Regions from separate parts of the Homo sapiens genome. Here regions 1 and 3 are each linked to region 2. The links are chromatin contacts, found by Hi-C or POLR2A ChIA-PET in ENCODE. All regions are on one chromosome and are shown on one strand. The core of a region is the stretch at or near the end of the contact, and the rest is flanking DNA. Distances in the headings are between cores, read along the strand shown. Region 1 has its middle 28 kb from the start of LMNB1-DT. Region 2 holds the start of PRRC1 (proline rich coiled-coil 1). Region 3 overlaps MARCHF3 (membrane associated ring-CH-type finger 3).

Region 1 (3,348 bases), core at 346-2,845, 770 kb after region 2:
GGATCACGAGGTCAGGAGATCGAGACTATCCTGGCCAACACGGTGAAACCCCGTCTCCACTAAAAAAAAAAATACAAAAAATTAGCCGGGCATGGTGGCGGGCGCCTGTAGTCCCAGCTACTTGGGAGGCTGAGGCAGGAGAATGGCGTGAACCCGGGAGGCGGAGCTTGCAGTGAGCCGAGATCGCCCCACTGCACTCCAGCCTGGGCGACAAGGCAAGACTCCATCTCAAAACAAAAAAAAATTTTTTTTATTTAACATATATTTGTCAAATTAAATAAAAAGTAGTATGTTAAGAAAAAACAAAGATATTTCAAATACAGAGTCTACAGTGAAGTTGTGGAGACTGAACAAGGAATATATTTTTTAAAACAACCAGGGTGGGCCTGGTGGCTTATGCCTGTAATTCCGACACTTTGGGTGGCTGAGGTGGGTGGATTGCTTGAGCTCAAGAATTTTGGCAATATAGAAAGACCGCGTATCTATAAAAAATCAAAATAAATTTTAAAAAAGAAAAAAGCCAGGCGCGGTGGCTCAGGCCTGTAATCCCAACACTTTGGGGGGCCAAAGCGGGCAGATCACGAGGTCAGGAGTTCGAGACCAGCCTGGCCAACATGGTGAAACCCCGTCTCTACTAAAGATACAAAAAATTAGCGGAGCGTGGTGGTGCGCACCTGTAATCCCAGGTACTCGGGAGACTGAGGCAGAATTGCTTGTACCCGATAGGCAGAGGTTGCAGTGAGCCAAGACTACACCATTGCACTCCAGCCTGGGCCACAGGGCGAGACTCCGTCTCAAAAAGGAAGAAAGAAAGAACGAATGTAAAGAAAGACTGAAAGAGAAAGAAAGAAAGGAGAGAGGGAGGGAAGAAAGAAAAGAAAGGAAGGAAGGAAGGATGGAAGGAAGGAAGGAAAGAAAGAAAGAAAAAAGAAAGAAAGGAAGAAAGAAAGAAGAAAGAAAGAAAGAAAGAAAGAAAGAAAGAAAGAAAGAAAGAAAGAAAGAAAGAAAAAGGAAGGAAGGAGAGAGGGAGGGAAGAAAGGAAGGAAGGAAGGAAAAAGAAAGAGAAAGAAAGAAGGGAGGGAGGGAGGGAAGAAAGAAAGGGAAGGAAGAAAGGAAGGAGAGAAAGAAAGAAAGAGAAAGAAAAAGAGAGAGAAAGAAAGAAATAAATAAAAAAAGAAAGAGGGAGGGAGAGGGGGAGGGAAGAAAGAAAAGAAAGGAAGGAAGGAGAGAAAGAAAGAAAGAGAAAGAAAAAGAAAGAAAGAAAGAAAGAAAGAAAGAAAGAAAGAAAGAAAGAAAGAAAGAAAGAAGAGAGAGAAAGAAAGAAAGAAAAGAAAAAGAACCACAACCCACTAAAAATCCCTGGGTTTTGTGCTTGGAGCCAAAGAAGTAGCCTTCAATGCAAGCGCCACTGAAGGGAAATCCTGGTGGGCTGGGGATCTGGGGGCGGGCCTCAAGTGAGAAGTAGAACCTACTCTGACTGTGAAGCCTGAGCAAGAGTCAGACACAACGACAAACCAACCACTTCCACCTACACAGGGTTCCTAAATAGTCACCACCCCCACTCTTTTCAGTTGGATGATGAGTCAACTAAAACTCTCATCAAAGCTGCCAGGCTTTTTGCCCCCTGCTGTTTTTAGACCCAAGACGAAATCCTCAAGGTACTGAAGGAGATCAGAATCTGCCACCCCCAAATATGCCACTTCCGCATAAAGATGATTTTGAGCTGATGGCAATTAGGAAGCAGCACATGAAGGAAGAACTCCGTGTCCTCCCACTTTCTGCCTAAAAGCAGGGCATAAAATCCTCCTTCTAAAGGTGTTTTCCTTTTCTATATCAGAGAGAGGAAAATGACTCTTATTTGCATAACAAGGCTTACTAAACGACACTTATCTACTATACATTTCCTGGTCACCTTCCTGCCATTTACCACTTTTAGAAGGCCAAACTCTTTTTCCTCTGTCTGGTCACTTCTCCACCAGTTATTGCTTTTCATTAAAATGGTATATAAGCCCTTGGGTCTAACTACCTCTTTGGGTTTCCACTTTATTTCTGTAAAGTCCCCGTGCACATACAAATGTTAACATTAATAAATGCTATGATTTGAATATTTGTCCCCTCCAAAACTCATGTTGAAATTTAATTTTCAGGCCAGGTGTGGTGGCTCACACCTGTAATCCCAGCACTTTGGGAGGCTGAGGCAGGTGGATCACCTGAGGTCAGGGGTTCAATACCAGCCTGGCCAACATGGTGAAACCCCATCTCTAGTAAAAATACAAAAATTAGCCAGGCATGGTGGTGCACACCTATAATCCCAGCTACTCTGGAGGCTGAGGCAGGAGAATAGCTTGAACCGAGGAGGCAGAGATTGCATGAGCCAAGACCACGCCACTGCACTCCAGCCTGGACGACAGAGGGAGACTCCATCTCAAAAAAATTTAAAAAAGAAAAGAAATTTAATTTTCAACGTGGTAATACTGACAGGTGGGACCTTTAAGAGGTGAATAATGAATTAGTGGGATAGTGTGGTAATGGGACTGGTAGCTTTATAAGAAGAGGAGGATCTGAGCTAGCATGCCCAGCCCCATCACCATGCAATGCCCTACACTGCCTTGTCACTCTGTAGAGAGTCTCCACCAGCAAGAAGGCCCTCACCAAGTGCAGCCCTCTGACCTTGGACTTCTCAGCTTCCATAACTGTAAGAAATATTTTTTGTTGGCGGAGCACGGTGGCTTACGGCTGTAATCCCAGCACTTTGGGAGGCTGAGGCGGGTGGATCACGAGGTCAGGAGTTGGAGACCAGCCTGGCCAATATGGTGAAACTCCATCTCTACTAAAATACAAAAATTAGCTGGGCATGGTGGCACGCACCTGTAGTCCCAGGTGCTTGGGAGGCTGAGGCAGGAGAATTGCTTGAACCCGGGAGGTGGAGGTTGCAGTGAGCCAAGATCGCGCCACCACACTCCAGCCTGGGCAACAAGAGTGAAACTCTGTCTCAAAAACAAAAACAAAAAATAAATATTTTTTGTCTATATATTATCCAGTTTCCAGTGTTCTGCTCTAAGCAACAGAAAACAAAGAGAATAAAGTAACGTATGCCTTTGCTACTGTTAATGTCTTTTGTGAGTTTAATTTGCAGGCCCCAGTTACTAAACCTAAGAGGAAAGGTTTTGTTTCATTTTGTTTTGTTTTTCTCCCTTGCAGCCTAACAAAAAACAAAACAAAACAAAACAAAACAAAAATAAACTTCTCCAATAAAATAGTATGCTTGAAGAAGGAGTTACTTACTGTTTTTGGCCAGTGTTGACTAAAGGGTTAACTCAGCATCTACCCCTTCCAAGGAGTCTGTGT
Region 2 (3,426 bases), core at 160-2,659:
GGAATAAATAATCAATTTCTTTGTCTTTAATGGCTTTTTATATGAAAACTGCCGTAATGGCAATACTGAGGTAAATTTTACATGCATAAACATAGTGCCTTCTACTAAAAAAACCTATTATGATAAAACAATACTGAAGTGTCAGAGTTGGTAACTGTTTTAGGGCTCAAGTCTTGTCACGAAAAGTACTATTCATATATCAACACTAAAGAAAAAGTGAAGAAAATGGTTTGGAAAACTGAGTTCTCAGTCCGGCTAGACCCTGTTGTTCCAATTTGCTTGTGCCTTGGTTTTTCTGTTAAAAAAAAAAAAAAAAAGTGGATGTCTATTTACAAGTTTACAAGAAATGGAAGAGTGAAGCTCTGATAAACTTTAAAGCATTAAGAGCAATTATTGCTGACCTACTCGTGCCACAAGATTGTCTCTACTACCAAACAGTGAGCGCTAGTTAGAGCCTAATCTGACCCCGAAATAAAATTTTATAAATTTTCACTGAATTAAACACTGGCTGCACAGGAGAAAGACTGAATGCCAAGATGTGTCACGATCGCAGAAATGCACATGTTGTCTCTCAAAATAACTACTTCGAATGACAAAAACACTATTGGCTATAAATTCTGTCAATCTAGGAAACGTGCTATCTGCAAATTTGCCTGAAGCAGGTCCCAAGACCAAACAAAGAAACGAGAGAATGCAAAAACTCTCCCAAGCGGCGCTAAGCACCGATGGGGTAACCTCAGGGAAAATAAGCTTCCTTTCATTGCAGGTCCTGGTGTGATGACTCTCGAGCCTCCTGGGCCTCTCCAGGGCCAGAGCGGCCGAAATCCTGTTTCAGGAGACAGCGGCTTCCCCTCAGGCTCTGCCACGTCTCCAGGCCAGACAGGGCCGGGCTAAGGTCCGCCGGCGCTCCCGCCAGTCTCCCCTAAAGTCAGCGCCCTGGAAGGTGGGGCCAGAGCGCTCCTGCCTTGGTCCTTGGACAGGAGCAAAGTGTCGCGGGGCGAGACCCTCGAACCGCGCCCACCGTGCCATCCCCAGCGGAAACTGCTCACCTTGCGATGTGCACTCCTGCCTGCTGCACCCCGCACGCCGCCACAGCTGAGCCTGGACCACGGGACTAGGGGGCTCGCAAACGACATCGGCGTCCAGTGGCGCCGGCCGGCCCGCCCACCTTCCAGGGACACCGTCCCTCGGGGTCTGGCTCTGGCGCCTGCAAGCCATGCCATGCCATGCCACCCCCCTCATACACGCCCCTCGGAGCCACCTGGCGCTCACCTGGGGACCGGGAAAGTGCCTGCGTGGTCGCTGAAGAGTGTGGTATGATAGGGAGGTCGGGACGTAGAACTACAGCTTGGAGAAGACAACGAAGGCGCACCCTGGAAGTTACCTCGGCGTGTCCCCGCCTACAAGATGGCCACGGGCGGCGCATGCTCCTGCGGCTGCCACGTCGGCCGCGCGCCGCACCGCGCCGCGCGTCGCCGCCCCGCCCCGCTCCGCCCCGCATCGCATCGCCCCGCTCCGCCTCCGCATCGCCCCGCCCCCCCTGTCCCATGCGCTGTGAACCCGGCCGGGACGCTGCAAGTTAAACTTTGGAGCCAAGATCTTCCTAACTACCGAGACTTGGTTCTGCCCACACCCTCTAGAAACATCTTCCAAAGGGCTGGCCTCCTTTCTACTTCGCAGCCCCCTTACACGAGAGTGGCACTCTTGTTACCAGGCGTAGCTCACTCATCCTGTGCCACAGCGGCCCAAGGGATAAGATCAGTTAGCCAAGGTCATCTGGTTGGCGGTCATCTAGCCAACATCAGCTAGTCCAGTCAGCACCTCCAGGAAGGACCTCGCGGCAGATACAGGGGACTTAGCCTGTATAGTCAAAGATTTCCAGATAACAGTGATTATATCAGGAGAGAGGGATTAGGAGAAGAGGGAGAGGGGAGAAGAGTAGCAGTTACTGTACTGAATTTTTCCCCAAGTGCATGTATTGCACATTCTTTTTTTAATTGTAAAATAGACAGATTATCAACTTTCTTATTATATGCTGCACCTAACACAGTACCTGAAATAGTTGGTGTTCAATAATGTACATTAAATAAATTAATGGAGTGCGATAGAGGAAAATAAGGAACTTCAAATCAGAAGTCTTGATTTGAGTCTGAGACTACTCTAATGCCAGTTGTACAGTTGCCTGCCCTTGTACAGGTCACTTAGTCTCCATAAGTCTTCATATTTCTACCTGCAAACTGAGAATAATACTATCCACCATCCCTAAATCAGGCAGGTGACAGACTCAAATAAAATAGAGCATATGAAAATTTTTTAAACTTTTTGTCTTTTTGAGATGGTGTCTTGCCCTGTTGCCCAGGCTGGAGTGCAATGGCGCCATCTCGGCTCACTGCAACCTCTGCCTCCCGGGTTCAAACGATTCTCCTGCCTCAGCCTCCCGAGTAGCTGGGATTACAGGCACAGGCCACCACACCCAGCTAATTTTTGTACTTTTAGTAGAGACAGGGTTTCACCATTTTGGCCAGGCTGGTCTCGAACTCCTGACCTCGGCCCGCCTCGGCCTCCTAAAGTGCTGGGATTACAGGCGTGAGCCACCGCACCTGTCCGAAAACATTTTTTAAATTGCTTAGCATTAAATATATAAAAAATTGTTTTTGTTGTTCTCAATTTTTTTTCAGGAACTCACTTAGAGATTTCACATTAATCTATCTCTTGAGCTTCACAGTTGTAAGCATTCCAAAATACCTCACTGAAAAGTTAATACTATGTAGCAATACTCTGACTTCAGATCTCACTGTGCAACTACCATGGGCGGTTTTCTTTGGCGGTGGCTCCTATCCTCTAAGAATGTGTGTAGGTGGAGATCCAGGTTACTGTCCGGATCGTGCTGTTTGGGGTGGTGCTAAAGACAGATAACCATCTTCATCCTCTCTGATCAACACCCTTAATAGCTATAAGGTATGTTGGTTTCTCCATCCTTTCAGCAAATATTTATTAGTGGCTGCAATGTGCTGAGCATTGGTACTGGAAATGCAGTAACGAACAAGACAGACAAGGTCTTGATACCTAGGGAGCGTTCTTTATAATAGGAGAGAGGGTAGGAACAGGAAAATAAAGTAAGTACTGTTTGTGATGTGCAGTTTGAGGAGTCAACAAAGAGTGATGTAATATTGACAGTAATTGGAGTAGACCACTTCAGATAGGATGAATGGGCAAGGCTTCTCTGAATAGGTGAGATGTGAGCAGAGACGTGTAATGCAGCAGGCCTGTGCTTATCCGGACAGAAAGAAGGGCATGCAAAGACTTAAGGATGGAGTGTGCTCGGCATGTGCGCAGACAACAGGGAAGCAGGACTGTGAGAATGGTAAAGAAGACAGGACAGGGAGTGGGGCCAGATCGTGTCTAGCCTTGTAGGTCATGGGAAAG
Region 3 (3,041 bases), core at 270-2,769, 550 kb after region 2:
AGTGAGCCGAGATTGTGCCACTGCAGTCCGCAGTCCGGCCTGGGCGACAGAGCGAGACTCCGTCTCAAAAAAAAAAAAAAAAAAAAAAAAAAAAATAGATTTTGCTTAATATTCTGGATAGAAAGTATTCCTCTTACAGATCCTTCAGTCTCCAACTTATATTTATGCCTGAAAATAATGTTCTTTATGGCCATCACCTTAGGCAATTTGGATGGTGATGAACTACAAAAACGTATATATGTTCTTACTAATACGGATAACTTACTGCTTTATCATTGCACAGAGGCAGTAATCCACATCTCTTTCCTAGCACTACTGAAGTAGGTAGAGTCATTACAATGCATTTTAGTCAAAAGGAATGTGAGAGTTGAGGATCATTGCCCCCAAATTCTCTCTGCCACCCTCTGCACTTCTGCAATTGTCTGCTTTAGCATCTAGCTAGGTGAGCTCAGATGTGGTCTGAATTAAGAGCAGTGTGACCTCAGAGCTGCCAGGTTTGCAGGCGCCTCCCCTACAGGTGGAAGCTATACTTCTGGATTGCTCCACCTGGCAGGAACCCCAGAGAGGTGGAATTCCATGCGTTGTGCTCGGACCTCCACAAACTGCAGGCTGATACAGAATGTGTTTACTGGGTTAGTGCAACCTAGCATGCAAACGTGGACACAGGATAGTCACAACTCCCACAGCAGCCTAAAGGAACTATGCAGGTCAGGTTGTGAAATGGCACCCAGAGTTATTTAGAAGGGCGTTTGGAATTCATAACGAGGTTGGTTTTGTTTTAAACCCTACTGTTGTCCTGGTAGGAAACAATGAGTGTTGATTACATTTTATTCTACTTAACATCAGTGCTTCTCAAGGGAGATATTGGTGACATGGAATTAGGTCTTATATTCAGGCATATAGCAAAAATAAATAAAGAACCTGGGGAGAAGATATTAAAATTTTAAGTAAAAGTGGAAATGAGACTACGAACAAAGGCAAAGAGAAAGAATATTTTAAACTGATATATCATGTGATATAGAGACATTAGCATACACTTTTGTTGGGTACGGGGAGAAATGTGGTATATAAATTATGCCAAAATCAAATTTTTCTCCATTGCTGGAGTGTATTTGGGATGGGTTTCAAAACTCTCTCAAATATACAGGGTTTTTTTGGTGTTTTTTTTACATCCTGTTTCAACATCCAGGGTCTAGACATTGGACTTCCTTCAAACAAGAGGCCAGTGAGAATAAATTTGAGCATGCAGTTGTTAAAACCACTCTCTTCCTCCACGTAGCTCTTGACAGCAGCTGCAGAAAATGAAACCTGTTGGGGGTGGAAGTGGATGGAGGTAAGGCAGTCTCAGATGGGAGGAATATGCTGATAGAGGAATCTGACCCTCAATTAATGAATGGCATCAACACCTTTCATGTTGAATGGCACACCCGAGGCCTGGGTGAGACAAGCAGGGAGAGAAGAGAAAGATCATATCTTGTTAATTGACCTCATCTCACCTCCTCCCCCATAAAAGCACATGACTTGTAACACAGAACTTCCTTTAATTTCATCAGACTACCTTGCCCAGAAACGAAGCACAGTAGTGATTATGAATGAACAGATACTTTGCCCCTACCTCTTGCCATTATCTCTTCCATAAACTTACTTAGGGAAAGCTAACATGAATCTCACTTCCTGGTTTTTAGGGGGTGATTTGAGGTTCTGGGAATTTTTTTTTTTTTTTTTTTTTAGTTCTTTAATTTTAAGCAGTCAAACACTCTGTTCCAAACAGAATGCAAATCCCACTCGTTGTACTCCTAACTTTGTATTATAAATGTTGGACTCTGTGAAAGCAGCAAGAGTAATGGTATAACTGGTGTGGATAATGACAGCTTTTGGTCTTGGAAAAGAAAAAAATGAAAAGACTTGTTCAGAATTGCAGAGCCAGGGAGTCTGGCAGTTTTTTCTCATATTTCTAGGTGATAGACAAATTGTTAGTTACCACATGTATAATTTATTAGTAATTGCTCTAATTTGCCTCCTAAGTTTCTAAGTTGCCGGTTCACTGAGATCAACTGTTTTGTACCCATAAAATAAGAATCATATGGTAATTTAATGAAGTAGCTAGCCAGTTAGCATGGTTTCTGTGCAAATGCAGTATTACCCTTGCAATTTAGAAAAGGGGGAGAGGAATAACAGTGTCAAACTTCTTAGAAGCCTAGTGACTAATTGTCACTTACTGGGATTAAAATGCTACACCCACATTTTCCTCTTGTGGACATATGGACACTAAGATAACTGTCTTTCCTTTGGGTTGTGTTGCAGTCTCTTTAAAACAAAATGCTTCCTTCCTCCTGGGAGCAGTGTAAGAGCTGCTGAGTGAAGGAAGCTGGATCCCTCCCATGGGTGATCTCTGGGAGAGAGGCCTAGAGCCTGCTAATGAAGTTAGAGCACAGCTTAAGGTACAATAGACCTGCTGCAAGGATGTTGGGGATAGGGTCAACATAGAACATTTGTTTTTTCTTTTCTTTTTTTTTTTTTTTTTTTGAGACAGAGTCTCGCTCTGTCACCCAGGCTGGAGTGCAGTGGCGCGACCTCGGCTCACTGCAACCTCTGCCTCCCGGGTTCATGCCATTTTCCTGCCTCAGCCACCCGAGCAGCTGGGACCACAGGTGCCCACCACCACGCCCGGCTAATTTTTTGTATTTTTAGTAGAGACAGGGTTTCACCATGCTAGCCAGGATGGTCTTGATCTCCTGACCTCATGATCTGCCCGCCTCGGCCTCCCAAAGTGCTGGGATTACAGGTGTGTGCCACCGCGCCCTAGCCTGTTTTTTCTTCTTAAAGCAAGCATTCTACTTCTCTCCAAACGTAATTAGTTGACTTCAGGTATGGCTATAAGAACATAAATGCAAAAATTTCTTCTTATGGCCAGACTGTCAGATTTCTCTCTGTTCTTGAATTTTCTCAACCTACCAACAATAAATTGTCTACTTATCTTTTAAACTCAGGAGCCAAACAAGCAGAGTCCTCATTCTGCTTCATGTGACATCAGCAAGACT

Evidence for each region. A loop is a pair of places that touch in the nucleus more often than their neighbours do. ChIA-PET counts read pairs that join two places held with the same protein, here RNA polymerase II (POLR2A). Pooled maps may share reads with other maps.
Region 1: a pooled map shows a loop between it and region 2 (4-fold over the local background). The contact joins the enhancer-like site here to the promoter of PRRC1 in region 2. A Hi-C loop is called at or near these places in 4 of 50 pooled maps. POLR2A ChIA-PET finds 5 or more read pairs at or near these places in 2 of 52 experiments (GM12878 and T-cell).
Region 3: a pooled map shows a loop between it and region 2 (2.9-fold over the local background). The contact joins the enhancer-like site here to the promoter of PRRC1 in region 2. A Hi-C loop is called at or near these places in 1 of 168 maps with a recorded cell type or tissue (vagina), 1 of 37 single-sample maps with no recorded cell type and 3 of 50 pooled maps. POLR2A ChIA-PET finds 5 or more read pairs at or near these places in 1 of 52 experiments (activated T-cell).

Annotation. Positions count from the first base shown.
Region 1 is chr5:126,746,483-126,749,830 of GRCh38, reverse strand. No RefSeq gene overlaps it. Among named protein-coding and RNA genes, the nearest start is that of LMNB1-DT, 28 kb to the left of the region's middle. RefSeq lists enhancers at 1-543, 1,676-1,725. Within about 2 kb of position 1,595, at least 9 of the 41 ENCODE cell types and tissues checked have a DNase peak (open chromatin) inside an H3K27ac peak, as active enhancers do; they include GM12878, where a contact is called at or near this core.
Region 2 is chr5:127,515,623-127,519,048 of GRCh38, reverse strand. PRRC1 (proline rich coiled-coil 1) reads right to left here and starts at 1,409. Exons shown (of 9, transcript NM_130809.5): 1 at 1,273-1,409. RefSeq lists an enhancer at 1,232-1,411 and a silencer at 1,472-1,541.
Region 3 is chr5:126,970,934-126,973,974 of GRCh38, reverse strand. The region is part of intron 1 of MARCHF3 (membrane associated ring-CH-type finger 3); the gene reads left to right. Among named protein-coding and RNA genes, the nearest start is that of MARCHF3, 58 kb to the left of the region's middle. RefSeq lists enhancers at 1,352-1,401, 1,422-1,511. Within about 2 kb of position 1,519, at least 9 of the 41 ENCODE cell types and tissues checked have a DNase peak (open chromatin) inside an H3K27ac peak, as active enhancers do.